Regions from separate parts of the Homo sapiens genome. Here region 1 is linked to region 2. The links are chromatin loops, found by intact Hi-C in ENCODE. Cell type or tissue: chondrocyte. All regions are shown on one strand. Each heading gives the region's core, and the rest is flanking DNA. Links, peaks and the distances in the headings are about the cores only.

Region 1 (8,000 bases), core at 1-8,000, 360 kb after region 2:
TAGGTCATACAGTAAGTATATGTTTAACCTTTTGAGGAACTACCGAACTATTTTCCAAAGTGGCTTTACCATTTTCCAATCCCACCATCAGTGTGTGAAGGTTCCAGTTTTCCACATCCTCACTAACACTTGTTATTATCTGTCTTTTTGGTTATAGCCATTCTAGTTGGTGTAAAGTGATATCTCCTTGTGGTTTTCTTTTGTATTTCCTTATGGCTAATAATGTTGAGCATGTTTTTAATGTGCTTATTGGTCATTTGCATGTCTTTTTTGGAGACATGTCTATTCAGATTTCTTGTGCATTTTAAAAGTTGGATTATCTGTGTTTTTATTACTGAGTTGTAAGAGTTGTTTATATATTCTTGATATAAGCTTCTTGCTGGATGTATGATCTATAAATATTTTCTTCTATGCTGTAGGTTGTCTTTTTATTCTCTTGATAGTATCCATTGAAGCACAAAAGTTTTTAATTTTGATAAAGTCCGATTTATCTCTTTTTTTGTTTGTCACGTATACTTTCAATACTTTCAGACTCATATCTAAGAAGGCTTTGCCTCACTTAAGGTCATGAAGATTTAGTCGTATATTTTCTGCTAAGAGTTTTATAGTTTTGCTCTAACATTTAAGTCAGTAACACATTTTGGGTTAAACTCTATGTATGCGTATGAGGAAGGGGTCTGTATTAATCAAGATTCTTTAGAGAGACAGAAACACAAACACACACATAGGCATGCACCCACAGACATGCACACACATATATATGAGAGGGGACTTATAAGAGGAATTGGCTCACAAGATTATGGAAGCTGAGAGTTCCCATGATAGGCTGTCTACAAACTGGAGAACCAGAGAAGCTGGTAGCATGGCTCAATCCAAGCTGGAAGGCCCGACAACCAAGGAAGCCATTGGTATACTTGTCAGTCCCAAGGCCTGAGAGCCCAGGAAGCCATGGGTGCAGTCTCAGAGTACAAAGGCTGAAGAACCTGGAGTTCTTATGTCAGAGGGCAGGAGAAGAAGGGTGTCCTGCTTTGCAGGAGAGAGAGAGAATTTGTCCTTCACCTGCTTTTTTGTTCCATCTGGGCTCCTTGTTGAATGGATGGTGCCCACCCACATTGAGGGCAGATCTTCACCACATAGTCCACAGACTCACCTGCTAGTTACCTCTGAAAACACCCTCAAGGACATATCCAGAAACAATGCTTCACAAGCCATCTAGGCATTCCTCTATCCAGTCAAGTTGACGCCTAAAATTATCCATCACAGGGCCCAACTCATTCTTTTTTACAATCTCAAACTCCCTGGGCTCAAGTGATTCTCCTGTCTCAGACTCCCAAGTAACTGGGACGATAGGTGCAAGCCACCACACCTGACCTAACTTCACTCTTTTGCAAGTGAATATACAGTCGTGTCAGCACTTTTTTTTTTTTTAAGAGAGACCAGAAATATTTGACCACGAAGGGACATGAACCAGCACTGTTTGTTGAAAAGATAATTCTTTCCTCATTGGTTTGTCTTAGTACTCTTGTTGAAAACCAACTGACCATAAATATGAGGGTTTATTTCTGGACTTTCAACTCTATTCTAGCAATCTGTATATCTGTCATGCTAGTACCTCGCTCTCTTAATTACTGTAGCTTTGTAATAAGTTTTGAAATGAGCAAGTGTGAGTCTTCCAATCTGTTTTTCTTTTTTTTTTTTTGAGATGGAGTCTTGCTCTGTCGCCAGTCTGGAGTGCAGTGGCGCTATCTTGGCTCACTGCAACCTCCACTTCCCGGGTTCAAGTGGTTCCCCTGCCTCAGCCTCCTGAGTAGCTGGGACTACAGGCACCCACCACCACACCTGGCTAATATTTTGTATTTTTAGCAGAGACGGGGTTTCACCATATTGGCCAGGTGGGTCTTGAACTCCTGACCTTCAGGTGATCCACCCACCTCGGCCTCCGAAAGTGCTGGGATTACAGGCATGAGCTACTATGCCTGAACAATTTTTTGTATTTTAGTAGAGACAGGGTTTCACCATGTTGGCCAGGATGGTCTTGATCTCCTAACCTTGTGATCCTCCCGCCTCAGCCTCCCAAAGTGCTGGGATTACAGGTGTGAGCCACCCCACCTGGCCTGTTTTTCTTTTTTAAGATTGTTTTGGCTCTTCTGGGTCCCATGAATTTTCATATGAACTTTAGAACCAGCTTGTCAGTTTCTGCACAGAAGATTTTGATAGGGATTTTGATAGGGATTGCTTTGAGTCTGTAGATCAATTTGGGGAGTATTGTCTTCTGTGATGGTTCATTTTATGTGTCCACTTAACTAGGCCATGGGATGTCTAAATAGCTGGTTGAACGTTATTTCTGGGTGTGTCTGCAAGGGTGTTTCTAGAAGAGATTAGCTTTTGGATTGGTGGACTGAAAAAAGCAGATGTCCTTCTCTAATGTGGGTGGGCATCATCCAGTCCATTGAGGGCCTAAGGAGAACAAAATGTAGAAGAAGGTTGCTGGGTGCGGTGTCTCACACCTGTAATCCCAGCACTTTGGGAGGCTGAGGCGGGCAGATCACCTGAGGTCAGACGTTCAGGACCAGCCTGGCCAACGTGGTGAAACCCCGTCTCTACTAAGAATACAAAAATTAGCCGGGTGTGGTGGCAGGCACCTGTAATCCCAGCTACTCAGGAAGCTGAGGCAAGAGAATTGTTTGAACCCGGGAGGCGGAGATTGCAGTAAGCCAAGATCGCGGCATTGCACTCCAGCCTGTGTGACAGAGCAAGACTCTGTCTCAAAAAAAAAAAAAAAAAAAACAAAAAAACAAAAAAAAGAAGAAGAAGAAGGTTGAACTAACTCTGACTGCTTAAGCTGGAGCATCATTCTTCTCCTGTCCTCAGAGTTCCTGGTTCTCAGGCCTTCAGATCTGGACTAGAATCTCTACTGTCAGCTTACCTGCTCTCATTCACTGGAACCACACTGCTGGCTTTTCTGAGTCTTCAGCTTGCAGATGGCAGATAATGGGACTTCTTAGCCTCTCTAACTGCATGAGCCAATACCTTATAATAAATCTCTTCATAGATATGTATGTATCCTGTTGGTTCTGTTTCTCTGGAGAATTCTGATGAAAACAATATCCTAATACACTGATCCATGAATGCATGATGTCTTTCTACTTATTTGGGTGTTCATTAATTTCTTTCTGTCTTTAAAAAAAAAAGATTTTAGGGGAGGAAAAATGATGGAACAACTAGGATTATAATATAAATTGAATTAATGATCTTCACTTCGAACACTCCCAACTTCAAAGCAAAAACAAAAACCAAAAAACCTCTTTTTCCTCCAGGGAAGTAAATATTTTGTCTACTTACTCATTTCATGCTAGAAAGCACAGTCTTGAGAATTTTGCCTCTACCAGGTCCTGTGGATCCCACCTCCTAAATACCTCTCAATTCAGTCCATGTCTTAGTAATTCCAGGGAAGTCTACCTAGTCTGAATCACCGTTGTTTCTTTCCTAATGGGGTAGGTACCCTTGCATACACACTTTGCCCCTTTAAGCCATTTTTCACACTGCAGCCAGAATGCCAGAGTGATTCTTCTTATAACAGCAACTAATTGTGTCACCTTGCTTAAAGTGGTTTAATGGCTTCCCATTAGTTTTGGAATTGAGACCAATCAGCCTTGACATGGTCTAAGAAGCTACATAACCTGGGCTAGGCACGGTGGCTCACGCTTGTAATCCTAGCACTTTGGGAGGCCGAGGTGGGTGGATAACCTGAGGTCAGGAGTTTGACACCAGCCTGGCCAACATAGTGAAACCCCGTCTCTACTAAAAATACAAAAAAATTAGCCAGGCGTGGTGGCACATGCCTGTAGTCCCAGCTACTTGGGAGGCTGAGGCAGGAAAATCACTTGAGCCCGGGAGGCCGAGGTTGCAGTGAGCCGAGATCACGCCACTGCACTCCAGCCTGGGCAACAGAGCAAGACTCTGTCTCAAAAAAAAAAAGAAGCTACATAACCTGACTCCTTTACCTGTCCAGGCTCAGAGAAGCCTGCCAATTACCCTCACACTGTTGCCTCAGTGGATGTCTGTCTTTTGTAACACATCAGTGCCCCCTTCTGCTTAATCTTTGTATGAATCATGTTTTTAATTTAGTGTATTTTAGGATGTTTTGACATCTTAGGGGGCTTGTGAATCCTAGAGTAACTGTCCCTGGCAGGATTTGCTTATTTTTAGAGATAACAACTTGCATTTGAGTCTTGCCATTCATATACAAACCAACCAATCCAAAGCCCATATCCCTAAACTCCTCCTCTATCTAACTCACACTCCCCTGCCTTAAATCACCTCAGGGCCAGATGCTGCACAACTTAAGAACCACCCCTGTATATCAGAGCCCTCTGACATTATTAAAGCTGTCATGTAATATACTCAAGGTTACCTACCCTGCCTTGCCCGTTCTTTCCTGTGGAAACCAAAGATACTTCTTCCTTAAAAAAAAAAAAGAAGACTCTGGGCCATGCTCTTCCTTGCTCCTTTGCCCTCTTGACCAACTCTTGTGCTTCCCCATGCGACCCTTCTTGGCATATTGTGCCCTCCCCTCTCGGCAACTGTAAGAAATTCTTCTTTCAAGGCAGTTGTCTTCGTATCTATCATTTTACCATACCTGGTTAAAACAGAGTCCCAGGTACATATTAAAGCAAGCCTTCATACATGTTGGCCCTCTATCTAAAAGCCTCTTCCCACTCCTTTCCCTTTACCTGGTAATCCCTGTTATTCCCTAGATGCCTGCTTTAAAGAGATTTCCTTTGGTAAATCACCCTGAACCCTCAGACTAGTCCAGACCTCTCTTTGATATTTTCCTCTTGACATTCAGCATTTATCCCAATTGAAAGTAATAATTACATTTGTGTAGTTATTAGATTATCTGTCTTCCTTAGTAAAAAGTAAGCTTATGGGCTGGGTGCCATGGCTCATACTTATAATCCCAGCACACTGGGAGGCTGAGGCAGGAGGATCACTTGACCCCAGGAGTTTGAAACCATCCTGGGCAACACAGAAAGATGCCATCAATACCAAAAAAAGGAAATTAGGTGAGTGTTAAGGTGCACCAGCCACTCTGGAGGCTGAGGCGGGAGGATCACTTGAGCCCGGGAGGTGGGAGGATCACTTGAGCCCGGGAAGTGGGAGGATCACTTGAGCCCAGGAGGTCGAAGCTGTAGTGAGCTGTGATCATGCCACTGCACTCCAGCCTGGGCAACAGAGTGAGACCGTGCCTCAAAAAAAAAAAAAAAAGTTTATGAAAACAAAGTTCGTATTTATCACTGTATCTCCAGTGACTAGCATAATGTTTATTAAATGTTAATTGCATAAAGGAAGGAAGAAAAATCACTTTGGGATACTTTCACTAGACATTCTCTATGCCTCATTCCTTTAAAAAAAATAATCAGGCTGGGCGAGGTGGCTCATGCTGGTAATCCCAGCATTTTGGGAGGCTGAGGCGGGCGGATCACTTGAGGTCAGGAGTTTGAGACCAGCCTGGCCAACATGGTGAAACACCGTCTCTACGAAAACTACAAAAATTAGCCAGGCGTGGTGGCATGTGCCTGTTATCTCAGCTACTCAGGACGCTGAGGCAGGAGAATCGCTTGAGCCGGGGAGGCGGAGGTTGCATTGAGCTGAGATTGTGCCATTCCACTGCACTCCAGCTTGAGTGACAGAGACTCCGTCTCAGAGAGAAAAAAAAAAAAGAATCAGCTGGGCATGGTGGCTTGGGCCTGTAATTCCAGCTACTTGGGAGACTTGAGGTGGGAGGATGGCTTGAAGCCATGAGTTCAAGTCCAGCTTGGGCAGCAACGCAAGACCCCAACTCTAAAAAATAGAAAAATCTTAAGCAACCTTTTTTTTTTTTTTTTTTGAGATAGAGTCTTGCTCTGTGCAGTGGCACAATCTTGGCTTACTGCCACCTCTGCCTCCCGGGTTCAAGTGATTCTCCTGCCTCAGCCTTCTGAATAGCTGGGATTACAGATGCCTGCCACCACGCCCAGCTAATTTTTGTATTTTTTAGTAGAGATGGGGTTTCGCCATGTTGGCCAGGCTGGTCTCAAACTCCTGACCTCAGGTGATCTGCCCGCCTTGGCCTCCCAGAGTGCTGGGATTACAGACATGAGCCACCACACCAGACCTCTTAAGCAGCTTTAAAAGGGAAAAGGGAGTCTAACAAACATTAAATAATTGAGATTTTATATCATTCCAAATTCACAACTAAAATTAATCATTATGTGTACACAGTATTTTACATGATTATCCTTAATGTGCATATACAACTTGGCTTTCATATTCTTTTTATTCTTTTTAAAATTTTTATTTTCATTTGACAGAGAGGAGTGTCTTACTGTGTTGGCCAGTCTGGTCTCAAAGTCCTGGCCTCAAGCGATCCTCCTGCCTCAGCCTCCCAAAGTGGTGGGTTTACAGATGTGCTTTCATATTCTTTAAGTGACTTTATATGGAAAAACTAGTTCAAATATTATTATTTTAGTGGTTAATAACATTCTGTTCTGTTGACATCATTTGTTTAGCTATAGGGAATTACTTGTGTGATATTGTGATTTATAATAGGAAATATTTGGTCTTCTTGCTCTTTGCTGGCACACAATTCCTAAAGCCCTTGGAATCTCCAAGGTGTCTTTTTGTATTCTAATGAGATGACAAGTGGTTGGGAGCTCCTGGATAGCCTCAGGATGGGGGCTGGTTACCAAGGCAACCAACCATATGATCAGAGGGTTGGAACTTTTATTCCTACCACCTTACCTCCAGGTAGGGGACAGCAGGTGAAGGTTGAGTTTATCACCAATGGCCAGTGGTTTAATCAATCATGTCTATATAATGACGCCTTCATCAAAACCCAAAAGGACCTGATTGAGGAGTTTCCAAATAGCTGAACACATGGTGATTCCTGTAGGGTGGTGCACCTGGAGAGGGTGTGGAAACTCCACGCCTTTTCCCATATAACTTACCCCATGCATCTCTTCTATTTGGCTGTTCATCTTTTTTTTTTTTTTTTTTTTTTTTTTAATTTTTGTTCTTTTTTTGTCTTTTTAAAAAATTTTTATTATTTTTATTTGGCTATTCATCTATATCCTTTGTAATATCCTTTATAATAAACAGTAAATGTGAGTAAAGTATTTCTCTGACTTCTGTGAGGTGCTCTAGCAAATTAAACCAAAGGAGAGGGTAGAGTGGGGACCCTGATTTATAGCCAGTTTGTCAGAAGCACAGACCATAACCTAGGGCTTGAGATTGGCATCTGAAGTAGGTGCAGTCTTGTGGGACTGAGCCTTTAATCTGTGGGACCTGACACTATATCCAGGTAGATAGTGTCACAGTTGAACTGAATGGAATTAGGGGACACCCAGTTGATGTCCTCTGCAGAATTGCTTGGTTGGTGTATGGGGAAATACCCCTCCACATCTGTTTTTAGAAGTGTTGAGTGGTGAGTGAAAGGAGGAAAAAGTAGATTTTTTTCCTATATCTCAGAGAGCTTATTTCCATTTTTCCTACTAGCTGTGTTTAAGTGCCCTTGGTCTGGCCAGTGTCTATGGCTGCACTTGCTTTTAAGGAATACGTGGGAGGTGGCACACAAGCAGAAGCAAATGTATTCTTACAGAAGCTTCTGCATCAGTTCTCTGTTTCGTCTTTTACCCGTTTTACCTGGGTACACCGAACCACATGGGACCCCTTAATCAGGTGTCCTTCCATGTTTTCCATTTCCTGGTCCGTGCTGTCGTCCTCTACATTTTGGATTTCATGATAGAGGCAAGAGTGAGCCACAGAGGAAGAGAGCCTTGACTGCTACCAAGAGAAGTTGTTAGCCTTCCTCTTGAGATGGGGTGCAGTCCCATTGTGACATTCTGTCTTTGAGGGGTGAAGAGAGCACTTATCTGAGGTTAGGGGGCATGAAATAGGGAGCGTACTTGGTCTGAAGTTGGGATGAGCAACTGTATAAAATTCACTTCACTTCTTTTTGG
Region 2 (9,307 bases), core at 816-8,815:
AACATTTACTAACGGAAGACTTATCCCTGCACCCCCAGGGGTAGCATAGTGCCTAGTGCGTCGGATGTGGTCAGAAACTGCATGCTTACTGAATGAGTGAAAAGACTCATAGACATACTGCCTTTCTTAGCTCCAGCAATCTGCCATGAAGTCCTCATCATCTTTACCTCAACCCCTGCTAGCTCTGCATGTCTTTTTACTTTCAGTTGTCAATTCTAAGTGACAAGTGCCAAGGAGGTGAAGGTACAAATGAATTGGAAGTTGTTAAAATGATATTGTTAAGATGCAGATTCTGATTGAGCTGGCTTAAGATGAGATTTTTGCATTTCTTTTTTTTTTTTTTTTTTGAGACGGAGTTTCACTCTTGTTGCCCAGGCTGGAGTGCAATGGCACGATCTCGGCTCACTGCAACCTCCGCCTCCTGGGTTCAAGTGACTCTCCTGCCTGAGCCTCCTGAGTAGCTGGGATTATGGGCATGTGCCACCAAGCCTGGCTAATTTTTTTTTTTTTTTTGAGACGGAGCCTCGCTCTGTTGCCCAGGCTGGGGCGCAGTGGTGCGATCTCAACTCACTGCAACCTCCACCTCCTGGGATCACGCCATTCTCCTGCCTCAGCCTCCCGAGGAGCTGGGACTACAGGTGCCTGCCACCACACCCGCCTAATTTTTTTTATTTTTAGTAGAGACAGGGTTTCACCGTGTTAGCCAGGATGGTCTCGATCTCCTGACCTCGTGATCCGCCCTCCTTGGCCTCCCAAAGTGCTGGGATTACAGGTGCGAGCCACTGTGCCCGGCCGATTTTTGCATTTCTAATAATGCTCCTAGGTGACGCCTGTGCTGCTGGTCCAGGACTTTAGCAGCAGGGTGCTATAGCACTTGAGACAGAACTAACCCAAGTCCAAAACCTTTTCAGGTGATTACTGTACTGAGTGGCCAGATTTTGTGCTTCCCATATCAAAATGTCAGGGTTACAGAGTGGAGGTTGTTCACTTATCATGGGAATGGCAATGTTCTGGGCTATTCTGGAGATATCCAAAGTTATAAGGAAAAGATGAAGTAGCACATAGGAAGAAGGGAAAGCTCCCATTTGGACAGCTGAAGATGATTGGGAAATAATGGCAAAAACGAAGTGTTGCCTGGAATTCCCTCTTTAGTTCTAGCTGAGCCCCACCATCTTCACCGACAGTTGGTTTGTTTTTTTTTTTAGATGGAGTCTCGCTCTGTCGCCCAGGCTGGAGTGCAGTGGCACGATCTTGGCTCACTGAAACCGCCGCCTCCCAGGTTTAAGCGATTCTCCTGCCTCAGCCTCCAAGTAGCTGGGATGACAGGTGTGTGCCACCATGCCCAGCTAATTAGAGATGGGGTTTTGCCATGATGACCAGGCTGGTTTCAACCTCCTGGTCTCAAGTGATCCACCCGCCTCAGCCTCCCAAGGTGCTGGGCTTACAGGCATGAGCCACCGTACCGGACCCCTTCACAGAACTTTAACCAATAAATTTAACCCACACTAATCTCTCTCTCTCTGAAAAGTTTTAAAAGGGTACCTTATATTTATTGCTTGTTCTTGAATCATTTGTGTATATTAGTCTTATTGTTCCTACCATAGTGTTAATTTTGTGAAAGTTGGGACAATGGTTTTTTTGTTTTGTTTTTTTTTGTTTTGTTTTTTGAGACAGAGTCTCGCACTGTCGCCCAGGCTGGAGTGCAGTGGTGCGATCTCGGCTCACTGCAACCTCTCCCTCCCAGGTTCAAGCAATTCTTGTGCCTCAGCCTTCCAAGTAGCTAGGATTACAGGTGCCAGCCACCACACCTGGCTAATTTTTGTATTTTAGTACAGATAGGATTTCACTATGTTGGCCAGGCTGGTCTGAAACTCCTGAGCTCTGATCCACCTGCCTTGGCCTCCCAAAGTGCTGGCATTACAGGTGTGAGCCACCGTGCCCGGCCGGGACTATGTTTTATATGTGTGTGCCGAACACTCTGAGAAGCAGCACAGACACTCATTTAGATGGGTTTTTGGGTAGTCTAAGTCAGTGCTTCTCGAATGATCTTTGATGAAGAACCAATTTTGGCGGGGGGGAAATATGTCATTGACTGATAAAGTCTGTTGATATTGAGGCAATATCAAATTACTATAAACGTTTCTTTTTTTTTTTTTTTTTTGAGATGGAGTCTCCCTCTGTCACCCAGGCTAGAGAGCAGTGGTGAGATCTTGGTTCACTGCAACCTCTGCCTCCTGGGTTCAAGCGATTCTCCTGCCTCAGCCTCCCAAGTAGCAGGGATTATAGGCGCGTGCCACCACACTCTGCTAATTTTTGTATTTTTAGTAGAGATGGAGTTTCACCATGTTGGTCAGGCTGGTCTCCAACTCCTGACCTCGTGATCCGCCTGCCTTGGCCTCCCCAAGTGCTGGGATTACAGATGTGAGCCACCGCACCCGGCCTACTATAAACGTTTCTAAACTCCTGTCAGTTTTTGTGCTATTTCATTGTGGATCAGTTACCAACAGTTTATGGACCACCAGTGCACTGAGAAGCATTGGCTTCCAGACAGACATATTAGCATTTGAAGATAATTCTGGGCTAGAAGTAAGAAGTAGTGATGTGGGAACAGAGATCTGTTTGGTAAGAATGGAATAATACATAGCAGCAAAAAGTAGAAGGCCTCTGTAGCTCAGCCTCTCTTAGGCTTTCTGTCCTGGAGGCAAAGAAAGAGGTTTACCAAGCAGACATTTCCACTGATCCGGGAGAAAGCCTGGCAGGCCACAATCCGGTTCTTCCATTGACAGCTGTTCAGCTCCACAGCAAGCATGGTGTGTATCAGGGTCTGAGGAAATGGAAGACTTGTATGGATATTCACAATCACTTTTAGAGATACTAGAACCTTGAAGTTACATTCTGAAATGGCATCCTGCATAATTAATGTCACCAGTGGGCTTACAAGAGATGGGGCATGTTTCCATCACAGCCAACTGACTCTGGGATCATAAATTGGGGAACAAAATACAAATTTAATAACTTAAACAGAAAACTGGGACCTTCCTTTCCTGACTTTAACTGTTTTTTTTTTTTTTTTTTTTTCTGAGAAGGTTGTCCCCCAGGCTGGAGTGCAGTGGCACAATCTCGGCTCACTGCAACCTCCGCCTCTCGGGTTCAAGTGATTCTGTTGCCTCAGCCTCCCAAGTAGCTGGGATTACAGGCGCCTGCCACCACGCCCGGTTAATTTTTGTATTTTTAGTAGAGGCGGGGTTTTACCATGTTGGTGCCAGGCTGGTCTTGAATTCCTGACCTCAGGTGATCTGCCTGCCTCGGCCTCCCAAAGTGCTGGGATTACAGGCGTGAGCCACCGTGCCCGGCCTTCTGTCTTTAACTGTTTTTACCCCTAAAATGATTTTTATATGCCTCAAGCTTATGACTTTCACATTTCTATTGAAAGTAACTAAACACAAATATAGGCCTCTGCAGTTTTCAATGGTAAACTTCTAGCAGAAGCAAATTCTACATGTCAGAACTCTTCTTGCATATGCAAATAGAGACCATTTGCAACCTAATTCTCACTTTTCTCTCAGCTAACTATTGTGACTTCCCTTTGTATACACCTCTACACCCAGGTTTACTCATGCTTATTCTACGTTTACTTATGCTTGAGATTGTCAACCCAACCGGCTGCATTTTATCTAATTAATTAATTGTGTAATTAATTTTTTGAGGCAGGGTCTTGCTCTGTCGCTCAGGCTGGAGTACAGTGGTGTGATCTCAGCTCGCTGCAGCCCCAACCTGCCAGGCTCAAGTGATCCTCCCACCTCAGCCTCTTGAGTAGCTAGGATTACAGGCACATACCACCATGCCTGACTAATTTTATTTCTTTTTTTGTAGAGACAGGGTCTCACTATATTGCCCAGGCTGGTCTTGAAATCCTGGACTCAAGGGATACTCCCACCTCAGCCTCCCAAAGTGCTGGGATTACAGGCGTGAGCGACCATGCCCAGCCCAGCTGCATTTTATTTTATTTGTTTGAGACAGAGTCTTGCTCTGTCACCTAGGCTGGAGTGTAGTGGCGTGATCTCAGCTCACTGCAACCTTCACCTCCCAGGCTGAAGTGATTTTCATGCCTCAGCCTCCCGAGTAGCTGGGACTACTCAGTGTGGTACCACTGCACCTGTCTAATTTTTTTATTTTTAGTAGAGATGAGGTTTCACCCATGTTGGCCAGTCTGGTCTCGAACTCCTGACCTCAAGTGATCCACCTGCCTCGGCCTCCCGAAGTGTTGGGATTACAGGCATAAGCCACTGCCCCGGCCCCAGCTGCATTTCAGATTGCTTACATTCACTGACCTCAAAGACCTAATTGCTCCCCAAAACTGTGTCTGACCCGGTAATGGACACATACTGTCTTCTCACTCAGATAGCTCAGGAGGATATAAGACTGTTCCTCAGTGTCCTCATTCTTCTTTGTAAACAGCTGGTGGAGGATCCTCTTAATCACAGGGTAAGTAGCAGTACCTTCCAGAGCCAAGCACTGAGCTGCAGCCCAGCTATCCACACTGTTACCTGCCACAGTTGGGTGAAAAAGAGTTCAGAATGGTGATGTGTTTTCCCCCTAGAGAACAGCCTTTGGATTGATACCCAAGGCTGCTACCCCACCTGATATCTCACTTCCTTGTGCCCCACTCAGTCTAGAAATACAATTTCTTATTTAAACCATATTGAGAAGAATCATATTGGCTGGGCACGGTGGCTAACACCTGTAGTCCTCACATTTTGGGAGGCCAAGGTGGGCGGATCACCTAAGGTCAGGAGTTCAAGACCAGCCTGGCCAACATGGTAAAACCCCATCTCTACTAAAAATACAAAAATCAGCCAGGCGTGGTGGCATGCGCCTGTAATCCCAGCTACTTGGGAAGCCGAGGCAGGAGAATTGCTTGAACCCAGGAGGCGGAGGTTGCAGTGTGAGCTGAGATCCCACCATTGCACTCCAGCCTGGGCAACGAGAGTGAAACTCTGTCTCAAAAAAAAAAAAAAAAAAAAAAAAAATTTAGTCCAGCTACCACTTGGTGGCAGTGTACCTGTTTTGTTAAAGTACCTAGAAAGAGCAAATTTTCTTTTTTTCCTTTTTTTTAGAGACAGGGTCTTGCTCTGTCACCCAGGTTGGAGTACAGTGGCACCATTGTGGCTTATTGCAGCTTCAACCCCCTGGGCTCAAGCTGACTCTGATAAGCATGTATATATAGGTCTGCCTCAGCCTCCTAGGTAGCTGGGTCTACAGGAGCACACCACCGCACCTGGCTAATTTTAAAATTTTTTATAGAGATGGGGTCTTGTTATGTTGCCCAGGCTGGTTTAGAACTCCTATGCTCAGGTGATCCTGTCGCCTTGGCCTCCCAAAGTGCTGGGATTACAGGTGTGAGCGACAGTGTCTGGTCCTAATTTTCAAATGGTCTAACATAAATCTAAACCCAATACAGCAGACATTGCAGAGCATCACAGTGGAGAGGAAAGGACTGGGAAAGCTGATAGTGAGATGTCTATCCCATATTTCCAGGTCAGAAGTAACAGGGAGTTACTCACCCTTCAGAAGGGCAGTCTGCATGATGTTCCGGGCAAGGGGATTATGTGACTGTATGGCATATTGGCATATTGCTGCTGCCATCCGCACATGGGCATTCTTGTCACAAAGAGCAGCCTCTAGGGCAGGCAGTAGAACCTCCGGCAAGTCCTGGATGGTCTTGTCTGTGATCAAAAGAGCCAGGTAAGAGAGTACTAGCCCCTTTGCTTTTCTCACACACAGCTTCCTTCCTACAGCCATGTGGTGGCCAACCTCAGTCCCAGCTGCAGTTGCTTAGTGCTATGTAATATAATTACAGTTTAGCTGAGCCCTTCAGATGGGCAGGATTTTCTGCTCAAGGTGTTAAAGCTCACCTGTGTGCTGGTATGCCAATTCCCAATCCTTTATCATCTGGCCTCTAAACAGCTATATTTAAGCCGAAGAAGAATGTTTCCAGCTAGGCTACAGTGAACTACACCATTAGTTTTAGTGATTAAAAGCAACCAATTTGCCCCATGAGCCCATATATATATATATATATATATATATATATATATATATATATATATATATATATATATTTATTTATTTTATATATTTTTTGAGACGGAGTCTTGTTCTGTCACCTGGGCTGGAGTGCAGTGGTGTGATCTCAGCTCACTGCAAGCTCCGCCTCCTGGGTTCACACCATTCTCCTGCCTCAGCCTCCCGAGTAGCTGGGACTACAGGCACCCAGCTAATTTTTAGTATTCTTAGTAGAGATGGGATTTCACCGTGTTAGCCAGGATGGTCTCGATCTCCTGACCTTGTGATCCACCTGCCTCAGCCTCCCAAAGTGCTGGGATTACAGACGTGTGCCACCGCCCCCAGCTGAGCCTTTATATTTGTAAGAACAATTATATTTAGGTAGTGCTTTATAATATAGTGTTTTTACATTATCTTGTTATCTTTCAACCTTGGTTGAATTAGGCAAGGTAGGTATCATTGTAGAGCTCACTAGGGAGTCTTTTTTGGTTCAACTAAACAGTAAGGTTCATAAGACTGTCATGGGCCATGCATGGCACCAGAAGAATATGGGACAGGAGCATAGTTTGTCAACAGGGCAGCAGCATCAGGCATCCCTGTTGGCTGGAGTTTTTTTGTTTTTGTTTTTGTTTTTTTTTTGAGATAGAGTTTTTGCTCTGTTGCCCAGGCTGGAGTACAATGGCACAATCTTGGCTCACTGCAACTTCTGCTTCCTGGGTTCAGGCGATTCTTCTGCCTCAGCCTTCCGAGTATCTGGGACTACAGGCACCTGTCACCACGCCTGGCTAATTTTTGTATTTTTGGTAGAGATGAGGTTTCACCATGTTGGCCAGGCTGGTCTTGAACCCTTGACTTCAGGTGATCCACCTGCCTTGGCCTTCCAAAGTGCTGGAATTACAAGTGTGAGCCACCACACCTGGCTTTGGCTGCAGTTCTTGAGGCTGTCTTGAGCATTCCACAGAGTCTTGGGGACAGCACAGGAGCATGTTGTTTATTCACTGGGTGAATTTATGCTTTACAGGAACTAATATCTCTTATAAAAACTCCATAGACACAATTCTAGGGTCCACAAAGGGCCTGCCTGTTATAAGTTACAGTATCCAGGGAGGCCCAAACTATGGTGTCCCTATCAAGTATTTATATTTCACTTATAGCTCTTCTCAGTCCCAATGTAATTTATCAAACAGGATTTATATCATAACCAATGTTGCCTATAAAGATAGTTCTTATCAGGTGTTTAGGGGAACAGGTGGGCATTTAACTGAAGTTCAAATTCTCAAGTAGGAAGGGGAAAGGTTTGTTATCCCTTTGTCTACCACTAGTCTCATTTTATAGATAGGTAATTTGAAGCTCAGAGAGGTTAGCTGACTGCCCAAGGAGTGGCACAGCTAAGCCCGTGAATCATATTTTAAGATTTTGTCAGGTGCGGTGGCTCATGCCTGTAATCCCAGCACTTTGGGAGGCTGAGGTGGGTGGATCACTTGAGGTCAGGAGTTCAAGACCAGCCTGGCCAACATGGTGAAACCCCATCTCTACTAAAAATACAAAAAAATGAGCTGGGCATGGTGGCACACGCCTGTATGTAGTCCCAGCTACTCGGGAGACTAGGGCAGGAGAATTGCTTGAACCTGGGAGGTGGAGGTTGCAGTGAGCAGAGATCGCGCCACTGCACTCCAGCCTGGGTGACAGAGCAAGACTCTGTCTCAAAAATAAATAAATAAATAAATAAATAAATAAATAAATAAATAAATAAAATAAAATAAAAAAGAATGGGCTCTTGGCTGGGCACAGTGGCTCACGCCTGTAATCCCAGCAGTTTGGGAGGTTAAGGTGGGAGGATTACTTGAGGCCAGGAGTTCAAGACTAGCCTGGTCAACATAGCAAGACACAGTCTCTACCAAAAACAAAAACAAAAAAGAATGGGATCTTCAAGGTGGGAAATGTTAACTTCTCTGCAGGCCACTGAGCAAACAAAAGGTGATGAAATGTAGTTCAAAAATTACTGGACTAGAAGTCTGGAATTTTAATCTCGTCTCTATTGCTGATAAGCATGTATATATAGGCCAGTCTCTAAGTCTTGGTTTCCACATTTGTAAAATGATCTCAGATAAGCCCTGGGTCCCTACCAGTTCAGATGTTCCATGGCTTTATGAGTTGCTTATGTTCTCAAGCAGTTCAGCTTTGGCTCTCACCTGAGTCTCTCTGGCTGGTGGCAATCCGGGGCCGTTCCAAAGCAGCTGTGGCACATGTGGTGATAGCTTTGATCCGAACGTCATCATGCAGGTCTCCCAAGCTCTGAAGCAGGTTCTCTACTGTCTCATGGTGCCACTCTATGACTGAGCCGCAGTGAGGGAAATGAAAAGAGAACCACCTGGTTAGGGTTAGATATTGTGCTGCAGGCAGGTGACAAGAAGTCTGCCCTTCACCCAGAATAATTCAAGCAAAACATTAGCTCAGAAGAATAAAGGGCCCAGAGATGGGGTCTTTAGGGAGTTATTTCTCTGATGATCCATGTACCCTCACAAGTAAGTTCCCAGACAAAACTTCTCCCAACCCCATCGTATCTATCTCTCTTTCTTTAAATCACTTTTCGTTGTAACCATCTGGGAAATAAAAGTGACAATAAAACAAAGTAGTTAAGAGTACTTTGTTTTCAGACATACCTGGTTTGGGATCACAGTTATTAGCTGTGTGACTGTGGATAAGTTACTTAACCCTGAGCCTGAGATTTCTTATTTGTAATACAGGCATAATACTAGAACCCACATATTGAGTTATTCTTACTGTTAAATGAGTTAACTAGACAAAGTGTTTAGCAAAATGCCTGGCAAGATAATGAAGGTTCAATAAATGTTAACTATTGTGGTTTTCATTAGGTTCTTTGTCTTTGAGGGCACTTCCATTTGGCTTTCAACATCTTCCTCATTTTAGTTGCTAAATACTCTTTTGGCAGGTATCAGACTTTTATTTCAAAGCTCCTATTATCTGTAGGTGTTTCCTTCAGTCTTTTTTGTTATTGTTTATCTGATCCAGTTTACCTAATGGATTGCCTCTCTTTTTCCTGCACTAACTAAGCTTGTCTATCATGTTCTGAAAGCCAGCAGCTATTGAGTTCTCAAATACCATAGCTTTCAACAGTCCTTGCCAGGCCATTACTTTGTCCCAGGCACTCAGACTTCTACTCTCCTATCTTTGAAGGCAAAGTAGGTATAGGATAGCCCCAACTCTACGAATGAATTTT

The links. Peaks named below come from ENCODE experiments on the same cell type or tissue, not always from the same donor. Only the 100,000 strongest peaks of a DNase experiment are listed, where the experiment ranks them.
Region 1: a loop joins it to region 2, with 4 times the contacts of the local background. A loop is called at or near these places in 7 of 110 quality-filtered maps.

The regions. Positions count from the first base shown.
Region 1 is chr14:73,864,322-73,872,321 of GRCh38, forward strand. The region is part of intron 3 of PTGR2 (prostaglandin reductase 2); the gene reads left to right. Among named protein-coding and RNA genes, the nearest start is that of PTGR2, 16 kb to the left of the region's middle. In chondrocyte, for the core only: a CTCF peak has its summit at 4,075 (motif pointing left); no DNase peak of the experiment used is centred there.
Region 2 is chr14:73,503,748-73,513,054 of GRCh38, forward strand. It overlaps HEATR4 (HEAT repeat containing 4), which reads right to left. Exons shown (of 18, transcript NM_001220484.1): 7 at 8,259-8,402; 8 at 5,565-5,726; 9 at 4,387-4,547; 10 at 2,720-2,824. It also overlaps a transcript of ACOT1 not described here. Among named protein-coding and RNA genes, the nearest start is that of RIOX1, 17 kb to the left of the region's middle. In chondrocyte, for the core only: a CTCF peak has its summit at 5,064 (motif pointing right); no DNase peak of the experiment used is centred there.